2 separate regions of the Mus musculus genome follow, and region 1 is linked to region 2. The links are chromatin loops, found by intact Hi-C in ENCODE. Cell type or tissue: left cerebral cortex. All regions are shown on one strand. Links, peaks and the distances in the headings refer to the core of each region. The heading gives the core; the rest is flanking DNA.

The links. Hi-C counts contacts between places; a loop is a spot of excess contacts. Peaks named below come from ENCODE experiments on the same cell type or tissue, not always from the same donor. Only the 100,000 strongest peaks of a DNase experiment are listed, where the experiment ranks them.
Region 1: a loop joins it to region 2, with 3 times the contacts of the local background. A loop is called at or near these places in 15 of 42 quality-filtered maps.

The regions. Positions count from the first base shown.
Region 1 is chr5:21,926,675-21,939,463 of GRCm38, forward strand. It overlaps Reln (reelin), which reads right to left. Exons shown (of 65, transcript NM_011261.2): 47 at 6,026-6,166; 48 at 4,684-4,861; 49 at 2,390-2,583. Among named protein-coding and RNA genes, the nearest start is that of Slc26a5, 67 kb to the left of the region's middle. In left cerebral cortex, for the core only: a CTCF peak has its summit at 6,858 (motif pointing right); DNase peaks (open chromatin) are centred at 6,860 and 7,159.
Region 2 is chr5:22,501,459-22,514,247 of GRCm38, forward strand. All of the region lies in intron 12 of Orc5 (origin recognition complex, subunit 5), which reads right to left. Among named protein-coding and RNA genes, the nearest start is that of Gm22887, 27 kb to the right of the region's middle. In left cerebral cortex, for the core only: a CTCF peak has its summit at 10,556 (motif pointing left); DNase peaks (open chromatin) are centred at 7,286 and 10,620.

The sequences.
Region 1 (12,789 bases), core at 2,594-10,593, 580 kb before region 2:
TTCCCATCCATGTTAATCTCGGGATGGATCTTAAAGCTAAGGGCTGTAATAACAGTCGCATTAAACCTTTGCCTTTCACATTAAAGAGATGTAGTGATTTTTCCCTTTCTTAACATGCATTTCCTTGTTAATTTTTCCTTTTTGGTGTTGAGGGTCTTGCACATGCTAGACAGTACTCTGCCACGGAGCCATCTGCTTGCTTTTCCTGTTGTTGTTTTGTATATTTTTAAGGTTCCATCTGCCCAGCATGGGAGGTTGCATTCTAGGTAGCAACCAACTAGGATTTATGTAAACGGGCTTTGGACATGTCAGGCACTTTGTGCATTCCTCGGACATGAAGGACATTAGTGTTGACATTAAGGAAGGAAAATGTAATCTGTGAATCCCACACCTTCAAATATGTTGTTCCCGGGTGGTTAGAGACCAGCAGCTTTGAGGCAGGGCTCTCCAAGGCTTATTTCTTCATGTCTCTTGATGTTAGAGCTCATCTGCTCATCTCCTTTTTAAAATTCTTACTGTTGTGTGTGTTCTGTGTGGTGCATGTGCATGTGTGGGTGTGCAGATGCTCCTGTCCTTGTATGGACATGTGGAGGCCGGAGGAAGATGTTGGGTGGCTTGCTAGATCCCTCTTTGCCTCATTCCCTTGCGACTGAAATACTTCACATAGTTTACCTCTTTCCCTTTTCTTGTCTTTTTCAAGTTTCTTCTTTGATCATGTCACATGGTATGTTTTGGTCATATTCCTTCTCCTTCCCCCAACCCTTCCCAGATCCTTCCCTACCTCCTTGTGACACAGCTTCACATTCTGTTCTCTTTCCCTATGCAACTGCTTGTGTTGGTTGAATACTGGGCACGGGGTCTGCTGTGGAATATGCCTGATGCACCCAGTGCCACTCCACTGAAGAAAACTGTTGTTCCCTCTCCTGAAGCAATCAAGTGCCACTAGCTCCTTGTGTATGAGGTGGGATTTCGTGCCCAGCCCCCTGCTCTATGCTGGGATTTGGTCTGGCTTATGCTTGTGCAGGTCTTGCATGCTGTCTTTGTCATGTGTGCCATTGTCCTGCTATATCTGGAAAACAGTTCAAGGGCACTCACCCTACCTCTGGGTCTTACACTCCTCTGCTCCATCTTCTCCACAGGTTGCTGAGCCCTGAGGGGATGACTCAGCATTCTTTTATTCCACTTCCCTTGCTTTATTCCTGCTGTTGTTGAGATGGGGTCTCACTGTGGTGTCCATTACACACTCTCCAAGGATCTTCCTGCCTCAGGCGACAGTTACCGAGACCTCAGGCGGCACCACCTCATCCGCCCCTCAGACTTCTAAATGGCTACAATGACTGCTTTTTGGTTTTCCTAATACGTTTAGAAATTCATACATGATGGCTGTTTAGGGTTTTAAAAGGATTTAATATGTCCTAGGCATCTTAAGGATATTCCATATTACTGTTTTCTTGTATATACTGGGTAGGTATTTTGTAAACAAATGTTGTGCTTCTCCAAATATTTTTGAAAATATCATATACTCAGCCTCCACAGCCTTTTTTTTTTTTTTTTTTACACTAAGTTTATCTACTGTTGGCATTATGATCTAGCAATTAATTTTACTCTCGGGTGTGAAAGTTGTTCTTAAAACACAAAACAAAACTCTGATTAGTGATTGTGTAGCTCTCCCTGTTTTTGTTTTTTTGTTTTTTCCTGTTTCAGAGGTGTCCTTTACTAATGAGTAAGCTGTAGTCCCCCCGCCCAGTCCCTGAATGCCTTACTAAGCATTTTGACTGGTTACTGGAAGCCTTACTAAGCATTTTGACTGGTTACTGGAAGCCTTACTAAGCATTTTGACTGGTTACTGGAAGCCTTACTAAGCATTTTGACTGGTTACTGGAAGCCTTACTAAGCATTTTGACTGGTTACTGGAAGCCTTACTAAGCATTTTGACTGGTTACTGGAAGCCTTACTAAGCATTTTGACTGGTTACTGGAAGCCTTACTAAGCATTTTGACTGGTTACTGGAAGCCTTACTAAGCACTTTGACTGGTTACTGGAAGCCTTACTAAGCACTTTGACTGGTTACTGGAAGCCTTACTAAGCATTTTGACTGGTTACTGGAAGCCTTACTAAGCATTTTGACTGGTTACTGGAAGCCTTACTAAGCACTTTGACTGGTTACTGGAAGCCTTACTAAGCACTTTGACTGGTTACTGGAAGCCTTACTAAGCATTTTGACTGGTTACTGGAAGCCTTACTAAACATTTTGACTGGTTACTGGAAGCCTTACTAAGCATTTTGACTGGTTACTGGAAGCCTTACTAAGCACTTTGACTGGTTACTGGAAGCCTGACTAAGCATTTTCCTCACTATCCTAGTTACTGAAGGTAGAGCAGATACAAACCCAGGTTTGCTGTACTGGTCATAGAAAATCTCCATCAGCAAGTTCCAGGTGATGCCTCCATTGACAGAGTACTCCAGCAGGACTCCCTGGTTACGGTTGCTCGGCGTAATGAGGCATCCATACATAAAGTAAAACTGGATAAACTCAGCATTGGTGAGGTTCAGATCCACAGTGACTAACAATCGGCTGCAGCCCTAAGGAAAAGAAGCAGAACAGGAAAGGAACAACAGTAAGCAATCCTGATTTCAGGTCCTGCAGATCACAGCTTTTCTCTTTCTCTCATTTAAATATCGTTTCTGTAATTCAAGGCTCATGATTATTGTTATTATCTCTCTTACACTTATCTGACTGTACTATCATGTGTTACACTAGCTTCTAGCATGATGCTCTGCTCATGTTTGCTGAACTTTCAAATTTCAGTACCTGAGACATTAATATAAGACTCATATACTTACATTATATCATATATCCTAAGGAGGTTCCATATAAATATTATGTATATTACATATTATATAAGCAAAGTAAAAGCTGGAATTAGAGTAAGTATGCAAAGTTTTTATTAATGTATTTTCAACTATTAGCATTTTCTAAAATACCAGTTATTAATGAAGTAACATTTTGACCTAATTATTTATTTTACTTTATTTGCATCTGTGTGTATAATGTTGGATCCCCTGAAATTGGAGTTACTGACAGTTGTGACCCACCATGTGGGTGTTGGGAATCAAACTCAGGTCCTCTGGAAGCACAGCAAATGCTCTTAGCTCCTGAGCCATCCTCTAGCCCCCAGACATAACTATTTTTAATAAAATATTAAAATTAGCTACAACTGAAATACTTATATGATTTAATTACAAGAGAGTTGCAATGCCCTTTAAAATGCTTTAAAATTTAATTATTTATTTAAAGGAGTGTGGTTGTTTTGTATGGGTACACATGGGTGTATGTTCACATGTGTTCACATGCATGCAGAGGTCAGAGGTAATTGCTGGTGTCTTTCTCTATCACGCCCCACCTTTTTTTTTTGAGCAGAGTCTCTCCTTGAGCCTAGAGTTCACTGATTGGCTAGACTTGCTGGCCAATGAGCTCTGGAGATCTTGCTGTGACTAATTTCTAGCCCCAACCCAACCCACCCCTGCACCTGCACTAGGGTTACACAGGCTACCAGGCCTTGTTTTTACATGGATATTGGGATCCAAGTCTTTATGCATACAGGCACTTACTGACTGAGGCATCGCTCCCCAGCCCCAAATGCCATTCATTTAAATAATCAGAGCTAATGTCATTTATATTAATTATAAACTAATCTTGATAAGTAGGTATTTGTCAGTTGAACATATGTGGACATCTGGGCCACTCCCACTTCTACCTGAGGTAGAAGAGTATCTTGAATTCTAGTGTTGTCAATTATAAAAAAATCATTATGATATATATCATCATATATCATATATATCAAAGTATATATATATATATGTATATACATATATATATATATATATATATATATATATATATATATATGTATATGCTTTGTTACTCCTGGGTAGAGTATTAGATATAAATAATGTAGGACTACTTCTTTGGCACCAATATAAACTCTGTGATAGAGTATAGTTAAAATAAAGAGTTGAGTGTGAATTGGTTATTTTTTTAAAAAATGAATTTGCCTATCTAATCAATGTACTAGAGATATTTTGCTGTTAAAAAGGTAAAATTTAGCAGCAAGATAGAATGAATATAATTTTTCCAAAAGAAAGTTTTTAAATATTGCTTCTGCCACATACAAAATAATATGCTCCAAATACAAATGTTCAGTAATAATTGATAATTACTAATTACTCTTCCTGGAATGATTTATATAAAAGTTGTTAATACATTCAAGAAACACTGAAGTTCATTTCCTACATTTTTACTCTTTAATCCCAAATGTGTGGTGAGCACAAGTGTTTTCAATTATAGCTTGATCCAGTTAGAACCCCCCTTAACCCCAACACACATACTGCACAGGTGCCCCTTTCTCAGGATGGAAATCTATGTAAGTCCTTTAAAGATGTGTTCTTAAATAGTCCCCATGCTGACCCCAGCTGAGTCTTTAAATAGTCTCAAATATTTGGTAGGAAAATACCGGAAATGTTCAATGCTGTCTGATTTGTGTAAAGTTCAAAGTTTGGATCATGACTAAGCATTGAGGGTAACTGCATCTTGATTGGCTGATTACACTTTAAAAGGAACTCATGGGACTTGTGAGGAGCTTAGAGGGTTGACAGAAGGGAAACCATTAGCCCAGCCCTTACCCCACTGAAATGGAGAGCCAGGCCGGAAGCCACAGCCCCACACACTGTACTCAGCTTCCCACCGCTCACAGTCAGCCAGTTCTGGTTGGAGGGGGCTCGGTTGAAGTTGTCTTTGAGCTGGGTGGGAAGGGAGGTCTCAGGCTCATCACAGTACAGGCCTCCCCACTGTTCATCACAGCTGGATGTGGAGAAAGAGAAAGGCAGAGTCAACATCAGAGAAAGCCCATGAGTATTCCCATGTTATGGAAGCCAACATTTTTAGGAAAAGACCCGGACTTTTTAGGATTGTAAGACCGGAAAGGTTACTACTCTTTAGAGTTGCAGCTCTTTGCTAAAGATCACCTGCTTTCTTTAACAACACTGTAGGTTGAATTAACCTCCTCCAGGCTTGGTGGAGGGAAAGAAACAAGTTTAAACAACGTACTAAATGTGAACAGGACAGCAGTCGCCCAACCACATTTCCGGGGATAATAATGTATGGAATTGGTCTCTTTCATAGGAGTTTGCAGTGATTTAAGAACCAAGTGGCTGTGTGCTAAACAGCAGCCATGCTTTGGATAATCATTGCCATCCCTGGACAGAGTTCTCAGCTCTCTGTTCAGGGATGCTGCCCAGGGCTCTTCAGAGTCATCCTGGATATGGAATACAATCAGTGATCAAGGGCCGGATTTTTCCATGTCTATAGAAGATTAGTCGAAAAGATCATATGCATTCTCTATTAGCATCCGTACACTCAACCAAACAGCACAATTTTAGAAAATGAAACATAAAAGGCTGTAGTACGTGTGTATGTGTGTGTGTGTATGTGTTTGTATACGTGTCTATCCAAATGCTTAAAATGTAGATTTCCCCAAAGTTGCTAAAGATCTATGAGAATGCTATGGAGGGTTCTCCGTGAAATATGCTTCATAAATTGATCAGATATGTTTGTATCTGATATATGTTTATTATATAAAAACAACATTAGAGTTATCAACTACATCCCAACAAATGCATGTTCTTACTTCTATCCAGACTTAATATATTATTTTTGATGAGAATTTATTGAACTCCTGAAACTTTTCTATTATATTTTTCAAGGTTCAAATGCATCACAGAAACAGAAGAAAAATGAATATTGTCAATTACAGTTCAGCTTTCTCTTGACAATGTGGCTGTTGCTCAGGTGCTGATCACTAAAGGAAAGTAGTTACACTGACTGTCAGTTCAACTCTTAGCTCAGTACTGTGTGTCAGGAAAATGAAAAAGCTAATCACTTGGGGAATGACGACAAAACCAGTTCTAGAAAGGCCCTGGATGGAATAAGCCAAGATATTTAGACAGTAGAAATATTCCGACTTACACACAGCTTCCCTGGACGCATCTCCCGTGGCCACTGCACATGTCTAGGCAACCATCCCCAATATAGACATTATCTATTGCCCAGGTCTGCTGCTTGTCAAAAGGCGCTGGCTGATGCCAGCGGAAACGAGTGGCTTGAGACCTTGGAAGAAGAAGAGATTTACAATGAAGAAAATGTATTCTAGTAAGCTGGAAGAGGGCAACACAGAGGCACACATTCCCAGTTCTATTTCCTAAAGAACATTCATTATTGCAACAGTCCATGCAAACCCCTGGTTAACAGTACTAAGCCAAACACATAAATCAGCATGGATTTTGCTCCCGGGATCTTGCTGGGTCTTGTAAAAGAAGACTATATCATAGGCTAATCCTAAAACCAGAAGCCTTAGGGGGACAATAAAGGTCTGGGTTTTGCAAGGAAGTCATTGTACGGAGACATCAGGGCTGTAAACTGGGAGAAAGATGCCTGTCCTTGAGCGGCTGTAACCCTTCTGCCTGTAACTTAGAACAGAGTGTGGCTGGGTTTCATGTTCTTCCCTGCTCTCCCAGGCACTTGCATCTGCCTCATTCTGCATCCAGGAGCAGATCTCCTAATGGAAGCCTCAGGGACAGGAGAAACGTAAAACAGAGAGATCACTGAAACCCTAGATAATTATATATGGAGAAGAGAGGGGGTAACAAAGCCTGGCTTATTGTAGGAAACAAATACATGTAACCCAGAAGTTCTCCATTCCAGAATCAGCAACATCTCTCCTTCACCGTTTGGAAAGCATCCTGTTCAGCAAACAAACAAACAAACAAACAAACATCTTCACAGCCACCAGATGGCAGTAAGACCCAAACAAAACCCAGCCCACATGCAAACATTCAAGACTTGTAGAAGAGTCAACTGTGGTTACTGAGCCATGGACATTTTATACTAAAAGACTTAATATTTTGAGTGGGAGATATGTGTTTCAGGAAGGGGAAAGAGATGAAATAACAGCAACAGCCTTACATTTTCTAATTGAAGATACATACATAAAATTTGTCCAATAATCAAAAAAGGAACAGCCTAGAACTAAGATTTTCATTCTGGAACACAGCCCGGTCCAGTGCATGTCCTGAGCATCTTGGCAGGAGCTGACTTCTCACAGCCCTTGCTCTCCAGCTCCCACACACCCAGCAGAGGCGTCTCCTCGGCTCACATCTTTCACTTCATATTGCATTGAGTTTAAGCACCAAGCTGTCCTTGGTCTGTGGGTGAGCGGGGCCTCTCCTCTGCTCCCTTCTTCTGGCCATCTTAAGGATTGCTACTCGCTCCTTGAGGCTTCCAGAGTACATGAAACTCATTCCCACCTTTCTGCATTTGTGTTTTCCCCTGGAGACGAGCACGCTCGCGTTCTCTCTCTCTCTCTCTCTCTCTCTCTCTCTCTCTCTCTCCTTGCTGCATGTCCTTTAGGGTCTCACAGGAAACGTCAGTCCTCAAAGAGACTTTTTTTCTGACCCTTTTAAAAATCGCATTTGTCTCATAATATTCAGACCCATGGCAATCTGCTCTTCTGTGGTGTTTAATACAGTTTAGCATGTGTGTGCATATGTTTCAGGGCCACACAGTTCCTTCCTGGCACATTAAGTCATAAGGCAGCATGTGGGGCAGGCAGATCCTTTTGGCTCTACTCTGAGTGGTGCTCTACAGGGACAGGGAGCTGATATTCAGGAGCCACTGTGTGCACAGGGAGCCATGTTGTATTGATGCCCGCCCCTACCGCTGCTGTAACATCAGCGGCTCTGCTCTTATAAATGACTGAATTTATTACTATTCTGTTTCTGTATAGCAGCATCTTGTAACACAGTGGAGCACCACATTCTCACAGCTCCTAACCATCCATTCTGAGATGGAGCCAGCCTGCACATCATTTATTCTGTCTTTTGATTTTATTACAAATTTTCTGAAGTGCAAGGAATATTGTTTTGTGTCCTCAGGGCTTATCAATAATAAGTAGTAAACTTCCCCTCTTCCCCAATATCACACATGTTTACTAAAGCCCTTGTCACCTTTTTATAAAGCAGTTTCTTTTGTTAATTATTCTCTCTGTTCATCATTTCACTGTCTGAGGCTCTTATAAATGGAATTTCATAACCATCTACTGAAAGAATATTAAGTTGACGGCAATAAAGATTCTCAGAAAGAGCAAATAGAAGGCATCTTGCAGGTGCTGAGGGGGGAACTGGGGTGAGTGGCGCAGGGACAGCAGTTTGATGGATGTTGTAGGAGAAGGCTAGAGAGGCGGCACGGGCTGCCTAGCCGTGGTGGCTTTTTGATGACTGGTTTTGTTCAGTCACAGTCTGGGCAGTCTCTGAACAGAAAGGCTGCACAGGAGATTCAAGAGCCAGATGAATTGCTGGAGGTGACGGCTTTTGTGGAGAGTTCCAGCACGGCCCCCTTTCAGTCTATGCCTCTCTCTCGAGTTCCATAGAAAAGGAGTCAGTAGGAGACCATGTGAAGATTGTGCTGAAACTCAGTTGGGCAACGGGTCTAAAGATAAGTGAGCGAGTGCTCAAATTTGTACTCTGGCATCAGTGAGCCTGTGTTCATGGTGAGCAAGTGAATTATTCCGCCACAATGAGGAGGTCAGATATGACAATTTCCGAGCCCCCTTTGAAGTGCAGTGGTTATATATTCTTAGGAACAGCGATATCTGGTGGTCACATACTCACAGGCAAAGGCACCATCCATTATTATTTTATAGGAGGAAGAAGCACTTTCATTAAAGGGAAGCAGTGCAATATTGATTCAGAGAGAGAATATGGAAGTTGAATTCAACCTCTAAGCCTTTCCAATGAAGCAACTTATTCCCAGCCCTGCCTGGCCTCACTGCGAGAGGGGCCAAATCACTTAGATCTACAAGCTGACACTTTCCCATCTGCAAAGCTCAGAAAATGCTGCTTCCTGACTCACAAGGGTGTTGTGAAAATTAATTAGTTGTTCATGTTTACCAAGACCTACGAGTGCTCTGTCGTCTCCCTCGGCAGGTGTCATTGCTTATCCTGAAGGTCCCGTCTAATGATGGCCGCTACCAGCTGCTGCTTCTCCAACTTGGAGGAAAAAGGGCCCCAGAGCAAATTTCTTATTTTCACATACCCTTGAAATCTCTCCTTTTGATTATTTTCTAAGTTTATACCATTTCCTTCCCATCAAGACACTGGAGGTGATTCCTAAGTACAGGGTAGTAAATACCAATTGCTAAGTATTAATCTGTCACTGCAGACACCACGCCATGCACCTCCCCCAGGATGTGGCCATGCCTTTTAACAGGTTTTGGTACACATTTCATACTCTTAGATTCTGCAGGGTGACTCCATTTACCCACAAAGACTTTGCTGCCATCGTCCTAACGGGAAGAACTCCTTTGAAAGAAACCACAGCTAACAATCCCAGTCTTTCCAATCTTACCTGATATTACATTTACCCTCAAAGAGATACATACAGTTCTCAAGCTAACTCTTAATCTGCTGATGAAGATGGTGAGGCCCCGTGCCTTAGTCACGCACTGATTCACTAATAAACCAGTTCACAAGGCAAGGATCACTTGACTTATTACACACACACACACCCACACACCCACACATACACACACACACTGGATATATAGTGTTTATCTAGCCTCCAGGATTACTTTATTACCACTCATAAAAAACAAAAACCAACGTTAGCAAAATGAGCATATATGAGCTACTCCACTAGGCTTGTCTTTTCTGTGGAGAAGAGCCTATAGCGACCTTCACTGTATGTCGGTACAGCCCTTGAGTGGGTGACATGGGGACAGCCTGGCTACTGAGGGGAGGAAGAGAGCTGGATCTTTGTTGGGGGTTGGTCTGATGCTATGTATACAGATGCCGCTGACACTCCATCAGCAAAGACAGGAGCTCAGTGATGTGGTCTGCAGGAAGACAGAAACCAAGGCAAACAGCTGAAACACTGCAAGTGCTGGCATTCCCGGCAGCTCCCTGCCAACCTCAGGTCCTTGACCTGACTCAAGATTTTGGAGTACTTCTGTTGGTGCTGAAGAGTGTATGTGTGACCAGTCAGGGAGTGGTATACCCCAGAAGCCACCAACTCTCTCTGTCATCAGCTGAGAAAGGGCCCCATGGCCTGCCCGACAAAGGACAATCCTATGCCACAACACTCAGTGAGACTGGAGATAAGAGAGCTTAAAGGGAGCTTGAGGCTTAAACTATTCTGATTTATATCCTGAGTTGCAAAAACTTTATGACACTTTGTGAGACCAGGAACTCTGAGTGATGAATATTGAAGAAGTTATGAACAAGAAATTGCCATCTTTAGCTGTGATAATTACATCACAGCTGTCCAAAATCCTCTTCCTGTCTAGTAATGTGCGCTGAAATATTTTCAGTTAAAATGCTATGATGTTTCGAATTTGCATCAAAACAGCATGAAGTTGGAGTAAGTGGGCTACTCTGGAGTCAGTGTTGGTAGTGCACCGACTAGCTACTGAGTACATGGGAGTCTCTAACTCTGTATATTTGCTTTTTAAATAAGCAAAAATGTAAGGCAACAAAAATCCCTTTAAAAGCACAGAGAAGTTTTAATTTCAGAATTCAAAGTAAAAAGGAGGAGCTTTCATCTCTAAGTAAACTCACTTAAAAAATTAATTGTGCTAAAAATCACAGAAAGCAATAATACAAACTATAATATTCCACCGGATAAACCCCCTGAGGGCCTCAATAGGCTGGACTGAATATAAGAGATTTCCTCTATCTAGCTTTCAACTTATCTTTTCAGTGGAGGATGACTTATATTTAGCTGTTAAAGAAATTAAATAACTGACACATATGTACAAGACCAGTCAAACATCACATTCTCTGGAAAAAAAAAAAACAAACTTGGTGCTAAGTCGGTAGTCCACACGGCTCCGAGGCAGCTGAATCTCTGCTGTAGAACATGGCATAGTTTTAACCTGTTTAACACGAGTGCCAACGGAGCAACATAGTCAGTATGGGGGATTCAGTGGTACTATGGCTTATACAAAATTACTATGTTTTGTGGACTCAAAATACCAAGAGACTATAGTAGTGATGCTCAAAGTGTCAAACAACACAGGAGAAGGCGGCCTGTGCCACCAGCCCAGCGTCTCTCCAGCTGGTTTTAACGTGGCACACGCTGTTCAGTCAAGAATGCTTGAACAATGAAGTCTCTAAAACATCCTGTTGTGTTGGAATAAAAATGGGCAGAGTCCAGGAATCTCTTTGTAACAAAGTGAACTCCAAGCTCTCTGGGATATTTGAAGACCACAGTCAGTGTTACACTTGCTGGTCTGGTTCTGCGTCTTTACTCTGGGCGTACGTGGGGATCTCCCTGGAAAGTTGCCTTCCCTTTAACTTTGCTTTGCAGAAGCAAAGCCCCTTTACCACCACTCCTGCCCCTCACACACTGGTCCTTTCATGTGCTTTTCGTTTCTCCGTTAACTTCCCACAGATTTTTAGTCATTTCCCTTGTGTGACTACGGCCAGCTTCCAGCATGTGTGTTGTAGTTAATCTTTAAGGAAGGCGGCTGGGTTACTGGGCCAGCAGGAGTGGATCATTTTCACCATGACTTAAAATAGCCAAGTCTCACCTGAGCTGTACTCTGGCCACTCCCTTCTGCCCTTTCTCGGTGGATTTGAGTTACCTGCCCTTCCAGTGACTCCCTGGCTCTCAGCTGCACTTCTAGAACTATGCCACTTGAACTAACTTGCTATTTTTAAGTTGGTTGGTAATGAGGAGGAAGGCAGATTTGGGTTGGGGGTATGAAAATGATTTTGAAATCATCCTGTCTATCTTTTAGTCTTTTTCAATAATAAGTCATATAATTCTATTCCGTTTTGCTAGGACCATATCTCATAGGCAAACGGTAAAGGCACATCACTAATACATGGTTACGTCTGAACGAGTTATCTGACTCTTATCTGGTAGCTCTGAAAACTATTCTTATTGAGACACTAAAAAAATTGAAAAAAAAAAAAAGAAAATTTGAATCTTTTTCTTCTTGTCTGTGACTGATGTCACTGATCTTTCCTGCACGGCAGTCACATCTCACATAGCAATCACATAACTCGTGACAGCATGCTCTTCTGACTCTCTGTCTTCCTGCCTCCTCTGTGAGCCGTTCCCACTCCGCTGTTCTCTTCCGGTGAGCAGATGCAGCTATAGCATTATGAATAGAATTCCAACCTCAAACATGGGAGTCTCCCTTTCACACGCAATGGAGAAGTTAGTGTATACACGTACGTGCATGAGTGCGTGTGAAGGCCAGAGAACAAATTTCAGTGTCATTTCTCAGGAATCCTCAAGTCTGTTTGTTTGAGTCAGGGTCTCTCATTGGCCTGGAACTGACTAAGTGATTGTCCAGTGAACTCACAAATTCAAATCTTGGCCTCAGTGCCAAGATTACAACTCTGTCATAATGCCTGGCTTTTTTCCCTTGGTTCTGAGACTCAAACTCAGGTCCTCACGACCGCACAGCAGGAACCTTTGCCAGCTAAGTTATCTCCCCAACTCCATGTTCGTGAACCCTATTCTCCTGCCTCGCTTCAATGCTTTTTGTAAGTAAACCCAACCCACTAATGACCTCCTTCCACTTTCTACTGCGTCAAACAGTAACTCTGAGGCGCCGCCACGTGTCCTTGTCGACTTCACTTGGATCCCTTGATTTGGAATGTTCTTCTCTTTATCCACGGAATTCTTCAAAGCCAGGACACATCTCTACACAAAACTCCCTCTGG
Region 2 (12,789 bases), core at 2,983-10,982:
TAAAAATTTTAAAAATTTCCCAGTTTATTATAAAGTTGCTAGAGTAAAATCAGAATATATCAAAGCACAAAAATAATTTATGGGCTTAATTCTTTAAATCTCAAACACATCAATTTAAAACTCTAAATCAAAACTTTTAGAAAAATGTAAGAAATTATTCCTAATTTTGCATAAATATAAGGACATTTACCCTTTCCATCATCTCATCCTTAATTATCTATTTTTATCCATTAAACTCTCGTGGACTTTCTCTAGAATGTGAACATTCAAAGATTACAACACAGAAAATAATTTTTCTTGTTTAACTTCAAATATTCCTAACAATCCAAGAGAAGCAGGTCTCCATGCTTACAGCTAACTAGCTTGAGGCCGTCAGTGTACACATCAGACATTGCTAGACACAGGAGCTCCCCTGCCTACTCCAGCACACACATAAGACAAAGACAAGATGGTCTTTCTCATCTAGCTCTTCAGGATTCACTGACAAATACGATACCCAAGGAAGAGATACAGAAGAGTCACTTCTGTCATTACACTGCTAGGAGCAGAAGCTGATTCATAGCTTCTCTAGTTTCAGCAAGGAAAGAGAGAAGAGTCTGTAGGTTATAAAGTAACATCTCAGAAGGACTTAATCTTCCTTGGAGAAAAGCTCACTAAACAATGACAAAACATCCTCTACTTGAACATTACAGGCAATCTATTTTTAGTACTTCTAGTTTACAGAAGGCTTGTCATTCAATTGAACTTTGAATTACCCTGAACATATTTCAAAATAAATGTTCAAAAGCTTTACAGGATTTAGAAAAGGATAACCACAGGAGAAGTAACTTCCAGTTCCAATAAGATGGCATAGATTCAGATATCCTGCTTCCCCTGGGAGTAACTAACACAGGGACAACCAAGGAGGCCAGGGAAGGACTGCGGCCAATGCAGGATGCCAGGCCCCGAGGAATAACACAGAGGTAAAAACTTGGAAATTCCTTGTCCAACAATAGAAAGTAAGTCAGGCTTAGCACTGCAGTGCATGAGCCAGCAACACCAGACTTATGGCTAGCCTTTTTCTCCCCATGGACAGAAGACAGTGCTGTGAAAATGAACTGAGAAGTCTGTGTCTGGCAAAACTACCATTTGCAAATTAAGTGGAAATGGACATTCTTAAACAAGAGAAAATTAGAGAATTTGCCACTGGCAAAGAATAGCCAAAAGAAAATTCTTCAAACAAAAGTATAAAAGGAGCAGCAAGCATCAAAAAAGGAAAAGAACAACAGAAAGCAAGTACGTAGAAAAATGCAACACATCCTGTGTCTAATACTTGATTAAAAATTATAGCAGCAGCATATATTTAGGCCAATGCTATTTAGTCAGTGTACATAGCAAGAGAACAGCTTCATATAAAAATCTGCAGACTAAATTCCAGAGTAGATTCATTTATAAAAGTTAAACCAAAAACCTCTACCAACCACCTCTAAACTAAAATACTTGAAAGAATGTATATGTCAAACGGGTTAATGTTTAAAAACCGGTACAGTCACATCACAGAGCACTAAGCAATAAAAACAAAGAAAGGGGCTGGGGAGATTGGTCAGTGGGTAAGTACTTGTTTAACAAGCATAAGGGACCTGAGAGGTGGTTAGGACTCCCTAGCACTCACACAAAAAGCTGGTGTGGCAATATGCACCTGCAATCACAACTCTGGGGAGAGTAAAGACAGGGATCCCAAGAGTGTGATGCTCAGCTAGTCTAGTAAAATGGCAAAAGATCATGCCTCAGAAAATAAGGCAGCGTGACAGAGGAAGACACCCAACACTGACTTCTGCCAGGGACACCTGTCACATCTACACAAAGGTACACGCACCTATACAGGAGCCCACACTATTGATACATGAAAGATGAATCTCAGCTACCACAGACTGGGAAAGACAAGGGAGACTTAAGGGTATAGCTGTCAATGAAAAATCGGTAGATCCTTATAATGATGAAAATGGTTTGTACCTTAATTGGAGGAGAAAATGTCTCTATGGCCAAATGTAGAGATGTATATAAGGATGAATAGATGTAGGGAGAAACACTTGGTGGTCTGTCCTCAGGGTTCTATCCTTAGTACCCAAACCAAACAAACATTTTAAAAATTAGCGGGCCTTGCTGCCCACCCACAAAACAACAACCCCAACAACACCAGTCATATAGCAAATGTGTATGAGAAGTGGGGCAGTTAGAATAAGATCAGCAGACTACATCAATGCCAACTTCCTGACTGGGATACTTTTAGCTGGACCTTGTGCAAAATGTCCCTGCTGAGCGAAGTCAGTGAAGGACACACAGGAAGACAAGGTCTGGAACACCATTTACAACTGTAGGTGAATGTATAATTATCTAGAAAGAAAGTTGAATGAAGAAAATATAAGTGAAACAACAATATGAACTAACCAGTACCCCCAGAGCTTGTGTCTCTAGCTGCATATGTATCAGAAGATGGCCTAGTCGGCCATCAGTGGAAAGAGAGGCCCCTAGGTCTTGTAAACTTTATATGCCTCAGTACAGGGGAATGCCAGGGCCAAGAAGTGGGAGTGGGTGGGTGGGGGAGTGGGTTGGGGAGGGTGTGGGGGACTTGTGGGATAGCATTGGAAATGTAAATGAAGTAAATACCTAATTAAAAAGAAAAAAAGAAAAATAAGTACATAAACGCTCTTCTGTTTCACCAGGGTGCTATGAGGAATAACTAATAAAAATGACATGAATGTAGCCGGGCAGTGGTGGTGCACGCCTTTAATCCCAGCACTCGGGAGGCAGAGGCAGGAGGATTTCTGAGTTCGAGGCCAGCCTGGTCTACAGAATGAGTTCCAGGACAGCCAGGGCCACACAGAGAAACCCTGTCTAAAAAACAAAAAAACAAAAACTGACATGAATGTACTTATATTAGAATGGAAGTGCCATATAAATACTAAATAATAAAAAATCATAAACATACAACAAGGGGTGTGTGCATAGCAAACAAGTATGCTTTTGAAATAACAGACAGTAAATACAACTTTTTTTTAAAGAAAGAAAGAAAGAAAGAAAATATAAACACTGATAAGATATTCAGAGACCCTAAAAACCATTACCTTTATTTCAAAATCTAGGAAGATACAAAAATCTTTCAAAATTAAAGCATGTTGGGACTATATTTATCAAGATTTCTAAAACGTTTGGGTACAATATGGCCTTAGGTGGGAAACAGTGATGTAGCACTGGAGTAGGTTTTTAAGCACATAAGATCTTCCACTTAAAGAACACAATTGGTTATGGTTTTGAAGCCTGCCCTCAAGTAGGGCTTTCAGTCAAACCCTCCATGCAGTGAGTCTACACTGCTTTTCACAACTCTGTCTGAGTCTGGAGCTATGAAACATTATTTATTTATTTATTTATTTATTATATGTAAGTACACTGTAGCTGACTTCAGACACTCCAGAAGAGGGAGCCAGATCTCATTACAGATGGTTGTGAGTCTGGAGCTATGAAACATTATTTATTTATTTATTTATTTATTTATTTATTTATTTATTAATTATATGTAAGTACACTGTAGCTGACTTCAGACACTCCAGAAGAGGGAGCCAGATCTCATTACAGATGGTTGTGAGCCACCATGTGGTTGCTGGGATTTGAACTCCGGACCTTCGGAAGAGCAGTCGGGTGCTCTTACCCACTGAGCCATCTCACTAGCCCCCGAAACATTATTTTTTAATACTACAGGAGGATTATAGTAAACCCAACCTGAGTGTTTCTCCCCCAGTTCTTACCTTTTATTCTATTCTTCAAAATGGCGATTTATTTAAGAGCTATAAAGACCACTTAGATTTTAAGTATATTAATAGAAAAATTTGTAGTGTAAAAATAATTACAAATTATTTTTGAAAAAAAGAAAATTCTGAGGCGACTGCTCCGGGCTAAGACACTTGCTACTCTCAACTCCAAGAAGCATACTGGGAGGTGCACAACAGTTACAGGAACCACATTTGCTCTTCTGGTCTCACTATGCACACTAGCACGCGCGCACACACACACACACACAAAATCAATACAGCTTTAAAAAGGAAAATTTGCACTGGCTCACAGGACATGGAAACCTTAAAAAGCATACCATAAAAGATGTTGAGGTCCCAACCAGCCACCCAAGGCCAACTAGTAAGTCTTAAGTACTTAATGTCTCCATCCAATGAAAAAGAATACAACATACACGCCATCCTGGGGGTTTACTAGAAACACTTTAGAGGTCTTCCATCAAGGCTTCAAGTTACGCATTCCACGTCAGGACTATTTTATACTACTAGTGCTTAGCCAAAACAGTGTCTGACTTTAGGTGCTGCAGACTATAGAAATGGTTTGCTGAGACTACTGGTTACAAAGACACCTTAGTGTTAGCCTGTTTTTCTCTTCTTTTCTCTCTCATCCTCCCTAGAATGAACATTTCATTAGGTACTTTATAATGAACTAGGAGACATATACGAAGATCTCTAACACAAATGGTCAGTATGTAGGCAAATAGATGCTTACTACCCAGATGTCACGATCGTACGCTGTACACATTGAATTATCACACTATATTCCATAAATATGCTGAACTATGTAGTGATTAAAAGTAAAATATTTAACATTAAAACCTGAAGTATATAACCTTTTTCCTTTACTTCCTCATATATTCACAAAGAAAATTTAAAAAATAAAAACCTCTCTATATATATACAATATTTTTGACGTATGTCTTAAATGGGGCCATGCAATCCTTGTTCAGTTCATCTCTGCTGTGTTATTGTGTTCTTTGTTCTCATCCAGGAAGGAGATGAGTTGGTTATTTATATCTTAACAATAGGAGTTCATGTACCACAGTGAAGAGTTTTTTCCTTAATCTGAGAGGCAGTCACTAACAAGCTTCAGCTGGAAATGCTTAATGTAAAAACAGTGTGAACCTGTTCCTGGGCTAATAAACTGTTCTTTCTGCCAACAAAAGGAAATCAATTTACAACTGTAATTAATTTTTAACAGGCTCTTTATTTTTATACCTTTATTGGATGGTATATAGGTCAACTGAATTATGAAATACCCCGTATCCTAATTGTTCTGAAAAACCTTTAAGATCCAAAACATATTATTTAAATAAACCTAATATACGAAGTATCAGTGTGTGAACTCCACACAATTCAGCAAGTGTCATAACTGGTTAGTATCAAAGGTTCTGATAGTTTGTAGCATAAGTTAACTATTCATTTTAGATTTTTAACACATACACAGAGACACACAGTGCACAAGTGTACACACACACACACACACACACACACACACACACGTGCAAAGTAAATGAAGCACTAGAAAGAGAGCAGTTCAGTTTAAAACTGCCACGGCTTTTTTATTTTTACCCTCGAAAAGGAGGAACATGGTCAAATAAGCCAAAAATGGTATGCAATTTATGTGTGTGTGTGTGCGTGCGTGCGTGCGTGCGTGCGTGCGTGCGTGCGTGTGTGTGTGTGTGTGTATGAATGAACTAAAAGAAATGCCTCTAATCCCTGGAAATGGTTGGTAAGCTTTAATAGCTGGGAAGGTCCTAAGAATACATAAGGAGAATGGAAGTCATTCATTTAGGGACACTGCACATGGAAAAGTCTACACATTCAGGAAAGCTGGAGAATACACAGTAAATGGCAGCACTTAGGTGTGCATGCTCCGCCAAGGACACATGATTCTGGAGTAGGGATGGATCTATGAGCAAACGGGGCAAAGTGTGCACTTCCTGAGACATGCCATGAAGGGGACAGACCATGAAGCATAAACGAATTCAACAGTGACAGAACACTGAATGGCAGCAAGACAAAGACAAAGAAACTTAATATGACATCAGAGAGGAAACAGCTTCTTGTGAATGGGGTGGAGAAGAAAAATGGGGGGTCAGACTGAACAGGGACTTACAAGAAAGACTATGTAATGGAGAGGTAGTTCTTTAGATAATGTAACATGTTAAAAAGTATAAGCAGAAAACAACAGCAAACATACAAGAAGAAAGCAACAGGAATCAAATTCAGTTTGTAGGGTTTATGCTGGTGCCTTTGTGTGAGGAGTGTGGTGGCGAGGAGATCAGACAGGAAGCTGGTGTGTCCTAAGAAGTGCCACCAACCACTCAAGGCGCGTGCTCGGAAGCAGAGTAAGGGGTACTGAGCATCTAGGAGAACGCTCATCAGATGTGGTCAGTTAAAAGAAAAACTCAAGTTATTTCTCCATTTGCTAAACTAAAAACTGAAAACATACTCTTACTTTTTTCCCTTTCCAGGGGCACGGACACACACACACACACACACACACACATGCTCAGTAGAGGGTGGATGAAGGAAGAGTGCCAGTTTTACTTTATTTCCTTAATGTGCAAATTTGTTTATTTTTATGACCAGTTTTGAAATATAAGACTGAAACTCCACAGAACGTAAGGAATGGCCAGATTTATCACACCACTGTAAGATATACTCGGGATGTTCAGATCATTTCAAGTTCAGTCACTAATGTGGACGGAGAACTTGAGAAGAAGGGACAGAAACACAGTGTCCACACACAACCCACACCCAAGCAGCATCTGACACCAGGGAATATGAGAGGCAGCTCGGCCTAAGCTCATTCTTAGTCTGAACAATCAGCTTGTTTACCGACCACTCTAAGGATTCAACTGTTTACCAACATGCCGAGGGTCTGAGGCTGAGAGAGCAACTAGTTTCTAAAAGTGACTTGGGCCCAAGAACCTTAATTTTCTATCCAGGAGAAAGGCCAGCAGTACTATGTCTATGAATGTGCTGGTGTGGTAAGTCTATCGATGCCTGGTGTGACCAATCTCCAAAGAAAGAACTCCAATGAGCTGTATGCTAAAATATCACGGGAAACTCCCATAAGGAGCACCAGTTACTCTATCATGTATTTACAAGTATTTGAAAATGTAGCATACATTTCCATAATGGAGATTATCCCTAATCATTTCTCCCAATTCAAACTCCCTTTTCTCTTTTAAAACAATCTAGTTCTAGTCACTCTAGCAATAGTATGGAATCTCTTAGATATGCATGTTATCCTGTGCCCGGAGCATAATGTTAACGAACAATATTAGCATTCCTTAAAACGACAGTAGAGCTAGTGAAAAATCATATATCAACTTCACCATTTCCAATCAAAAGATATCCACATCCTGCTTTAGAACAGCCTTCTGAGGTAAGGAGCCTGCTGCACACTGGTGGGTGGTACAACAGTAATATGCCCACGCCACGGGTAGAAGGAGAGTTGAGAATCTCATCTGCTGCACTAGCGGAGGCTGAGCATCCTAAGTGGTGGCTCTCTTAGCTGCCAGAGAAGGGCCAGCCTCTTTCAAACAGCATCCCTGCTGACCTAATTCTTTATCAGCAAAGTAGACATTAAGTGAGAGCCTCTGCAGTACTCTATATGGAGTGGATGCTACACACATCTCTGCTGTGGCTAGGGGGTTGGGGGGTGGGGAAGATGTAGTAAGCTTAGGATAAGTTAGCATTTAGCTATTTTTCTGTGACTCACACAAATTCACCTGAATAGCTCAAGCACTTGAGTGAAGCAGAGAAATAACAGAGAGCACTCTCTACCTCATCTTCATGCTTAGTATCAACACAAGTACTTTTAAAGATGGTCTCCACTTACGTCACCAAAGTTTAAAGTCTAAAAAGATAATGCTCTGACTCAAAACAGTTTATATGAACATCTGACAGCAAGATTTTAGAATGTTATCTTTTGTATGTACAAGGTAATATACCATATGTCAATATATGTACTAGGCAGTCTTTTAATATATTATTTCTAGTGTTGCCTGATAGGACTTAATAAATATAATTACTTTTTATAGAAATATTCCAAGAACTACCATATAATATGTAAATTATTTTTTAGGAGAAGTAAACTACTTATAAAAATCAATTATTTGGTTAAAGTGCTTTTGGCAAAAGATTAAAGATACCTGAAATATTTTCAATGAGGTTAAGAATCTAATTTTCATCCTAAGCTCTGAAACAGTAATGCAGCCTTCTAAGGAAAGCTATCAAATGCATACTAAATCATGCAAAAAAGGTTGTTTATATTTCTATAGTCTATAATTTATTATATATAATTTAAAAGCTCCAAATATCAACTGAAATTGTTTGATGACATAAATGTATACGAGCATTAACAAGCCTTAGTTGTAACACAACTGTCAAACAGTTGCTGCCCCAAACACTACACTCAGGCCTGTCGGAGGGAAGACTGAACAGATTGATCACTCCACAAGACTTGATTCTCTAAGCCACCAAATGTCAGGGACTACTGAAGTAAAGGAAAAAGCCTCTAATACTAAATTCACCCAGTCCTTAAGCAGGGCAGGGGCTGATTTCTAGTGTTTGGGTGCTGTATCCTTCAGCATTGTTCTGCTCTCTACAGAGCAGATGAAAGGCTGAGAAAGCCACAGACACAATTGGCTCCTCTTTTATTTTCTTTATCCAATACAGTGAAGTGTAGCAGACACAAATATCTATTAGATAAAATTTTAAGCGAACAAAAAAATTCAATTACAAGCAGGAAGAGGTGTTAACTTTGAAATCTAATTAAATTTTATATGCTTCAGGACAGGAAAAAAAATTAAATAGCTCCCATTTAAAACAAATCTTAAAATAAAACAAATACAATGCATATGTATGTGCATTTGAAGGAAAATGTCAAACTTTTTTTTTGGGGGTAAAATATCATGTCAGCTCTTGCAGCAGCAAAGAAGTCTTCCTTGCAGTTATGGTGAGTGAAGGACAGAGCCCCTGCCTGACACTCTGCTAGTAAAATGCTAGCGCCATTCTGTGCTCTGAGCTAATAAGTCAGATGAGCAGAAATCTTAAGTTTATTTAAATACAATTAATTGAACCTTTGGGAGAAAAGATTAAGCTTTTAGTACAAAAAAAGAAGTGTAGCAAATAAATGCAAATATATCCTAATACATAGGATAATGTTAAATAAAAACAGAGAAAGCAGAAAAATCTATTTTAATAAAAATAAAAATTTATATAGTAATTCATGTTCCAAACTGTTTTCAATAATTTTTCCATAAATAAAAATAAATCTACAGGAAATTCTGAATGTTTTTATTAAATTATGTACAACTCAATATGAAATCATGCAGAAACTGCATATAACTGAAAATACACCTGCCAGCCGGCATGCTGCATGAAACTGTTTTAAAAGATTTTATTGTTCCCTTACCTTTCACCTGTTTCTTGATATTAACTCTTAGCACATCTTTATAACTGCCATGCTAAATAATTACATGTACGAATCACAATATTATCTTAAATTTATTGTTCAAAAATGAATAAAATAAGATCAATGTTTATGTAAATATGTACAGTTCAACGTTTCTACTTCTTAAAAAAAAAAAATCACAATTTTCCGTTTCAGAATCACCTTTACAGCTTGGTGAGGATGGCTGTAGAAATGAACGAGCAGCTCCACCCTTAGAGAGAGAGCGAAGCAATGCAGCTTTAGATTGTAAAGTAAGTAAGACGTGACGGCTGGGAAGAACTGCACTTCTGTTCCTGTTTTAAAAACAAATGTTCCACATTTTCCCAATAAGTTAATAATTTTTCATCAAACAAGGGAGAAGAAAAAAAAAACAGAAAAAAAAATCATAACGCGGATTTAATATGCTTGTGGAGAAAATAACTTGATATTTTATCTTTGAAGAGGGCCTTTAAAGGTCCTACCTGATCAGATTAAAAATGTGAAGGCCACCGGGCAGTGGTAGCACATGCACTTGGGAGGCAGAGGCAGGAGGATTTCTGAGTTCCAGGCCAGCCTGGTCTTCAGAGTGAGTTCTAGGACAGCCAGGGCTACACAGATGAAGGCAGTGCCCATAAGGTTTCCCCATTTGCTGAATGGATGTGGTGTGATGGCATGGCACATCTGTTCCAAGCATGGGACCAAGGAGAACAAGATAAGACAGCAGTGCACATCTCTGTCAGCCGCACCATCCGCACAATGGGAAGGCGTGCACACTTACCTTACTGAGAACTCTCAAGCTCAGCCTAAGAATGACTAAGAGGTGCATAAGGATAAAGATCAGGTGTGACTAACATCTACAGGTCTCAAACACTCGAAAGGTTTGCAAAATACAGGAAATCCCAACACCCACCCACACAATTTAAAATGCTCAGTGTGCTCCTCCCGCTGCTCATCAGACATGAAAGCATTATAAAGTATACTTGCTACACTGAGTAGTATTACTGTCAAGAACTATTTTCAGATCCCAAAACCTTAAATCTTACTTACACGTTATTTTTGTGGTTTCAATACAGAAGTGATTCAAATGAAATAAAATAAAAATCAATTTATCTTTGTGCTAACTTTAAATGTATATACCATAAATGATTCTGCTTTCACTCAAACAAGCCAAATGTGGAAAAATTTCAAAATCACTTTCTTTATAAATACCAGGGACAATGTTAAGTTAAAGCTGGGTTCTACAGAAACTTAAAGCTACAATACAACAACACTGCCATCTAGAGTCCATATCAAAACGACCGTCCAATACAAATGTTGGTGATGTGTGTTAAGTTTAAATTGTGCTTCTGGTGGGCAAGCGTATTTGACAGATGAATAAAAGGAGAAAGAAGGAAACGGAGCCGCGCTGACATTACTGCTGACCGAAGGCAAAGGGAAGTGACACAACCTCCTTGCTGTCTCACGACCAGATTCTGTTCTTGAACACTGGGCATGTTTTTTCTTTTCTCAGATAATTTATTGACCAGGCAGAAGCAAAGGTCAAATCCTTAAGCCTAGGTATATTTAACCTCTTGGTTTTTCCTATATTTTATATCCTAATAATTAGAATGACCAAGTTCCAAAAAGATTTTATAAACAAATATATATGCATATTCATTTATATGCTTTCACTATCCGAAACACTATAAATACTAAATGTTAATAAGAAGAGGTAACAAAAGATGAACAACTTCCACTGCCACAAGTTACCAGATAAAGACACACTCTGAGCCAAGCTGTTCCTAACTATGTTAGTACCAGTGATGTACACACAAGGATCGGCGACACTGGTTATACTGTTCATTAGAGTCAAGACCCAGAACTTGGTAAATCTCTACATCAGAAACCTCTCACTGTATGTAACTTTTATTTTTCCTTAGAGAGTAAAACTGCTGAGTCTATTTCTAAACAAATAAGATGCCCTGGTAACTCGAGGCACAGTATACAAGGCACAAGGTGTGCTGTGTGGCAGGGTGACACCTGGAACAGCAATAGTAGCAGAAGTGTTGCAATGACGGCTACACAGACACTATTACCACACAGCCACATCCAATGCCACCCAAGCTCCTAGAACAGCAGCCACGGACAAGTGTTTCCTTGCTTAGTCCCCTAACTTTGGTCCTCCCTCCGACCTCTGCCCTTCTCTGAACTGTATCTAAATGTCAACTGACTGCATTGCCTTTCCTTTCCGCACAGTTACTGTTTAAGTCGGCTCAAGCTTTCCAGTCACGCTCCACCCTTCACCTTAGCTGCCACATCTTTCCTACAATGCAGAAGTAACCCTTTTCTGCTTTTAGTCTCTCATGAGCCTCTCCAGCCTCCCACACGCTCCTTTACAGCCTTTTAATACTATTTTTATGTATCCTCCCCTTCACTCTCCCTCTTGCCCAATTAAATTGCAAACTCCCAAAGGAAAAGTTTAAAAAACGTATCCTTGTTTAGTTCTCAAAAAGGTAATTGGGGGAATCTAAGAATTATAGTCACATACACTGTTAACGCTGCTTCTTTTCTGCTAGGAAGTCCTCTTTCTTCTCTTCTAGCTAAGCTGACTTTGTTTAAAGGTAACAGTAGCACCTGACGTCCATTTCAGTTACTGTAGTAGCAGAAACAAATAAAAACCATGCATGTTGTATAGAGAAAGTTGCTAGCAGTAATAAAGGCTGGACATGTGCTACAAACGTAGGAATCCAGAACTCAGAAGTTTGGAGATGCCAGTACCATGAGATGACCACCAAGAGCAGCAGCAGCAGTGGAGTACAGGCATCTGGAGCCTAGAGGATGACGCGTGTGCTACAAAGGGCATGGCTGGAGAAGTGACCCAAGCCCTTGGAGGAGCCCAGAAGATCGTAAGTTGGATCCCAGACATTGGACGGTTGGAGCTTGACTTTTGCTTTTGATTGTGGCTGTGCCCTGATATTTTCCCTCTTGAAGGAAGAAACTGTTTTAGTGGAGCCCACAGTTAAGAGACTTTTAATTGTAAAAAGACTTTGGATTTTAAAAGAGATGGATATTTTAAAGAAATTGAAATTTTAAGAATATGTAAAGACTGTGGGACTTCTAAAGTTATTTAGGTCTAATCCTTAAGCCTAGGTATATTTAACCTCTTGGTTTTTCCTATATTTTATATCCTAATAATTAGAATGACCAAGTTCCAAAAAGATTTTATAAACAAATATATATGCATATTCATTTATATGCTTTCACTATCCGAAACACTATAAATACTAAATGTTAATAAGAAGAGGTAACAAAAGATGAACAACTTCCACTGCCACAAGTTACCAGATAAAGACACACTCTGAGCCAAGCTGTTCCTAACTATGTTAGTACCAGTGATGTACACACAAGGATCGGCGACACTGGTTATACTGTTCATTAGAGTCAAGACCCAGAACTTGGTAAATCTCTACATCAGAAACCTCTCACTGTATGTAACTTTTATTTTTCCTTAGAGAGTAAAACTGCTGAGTCTATTTC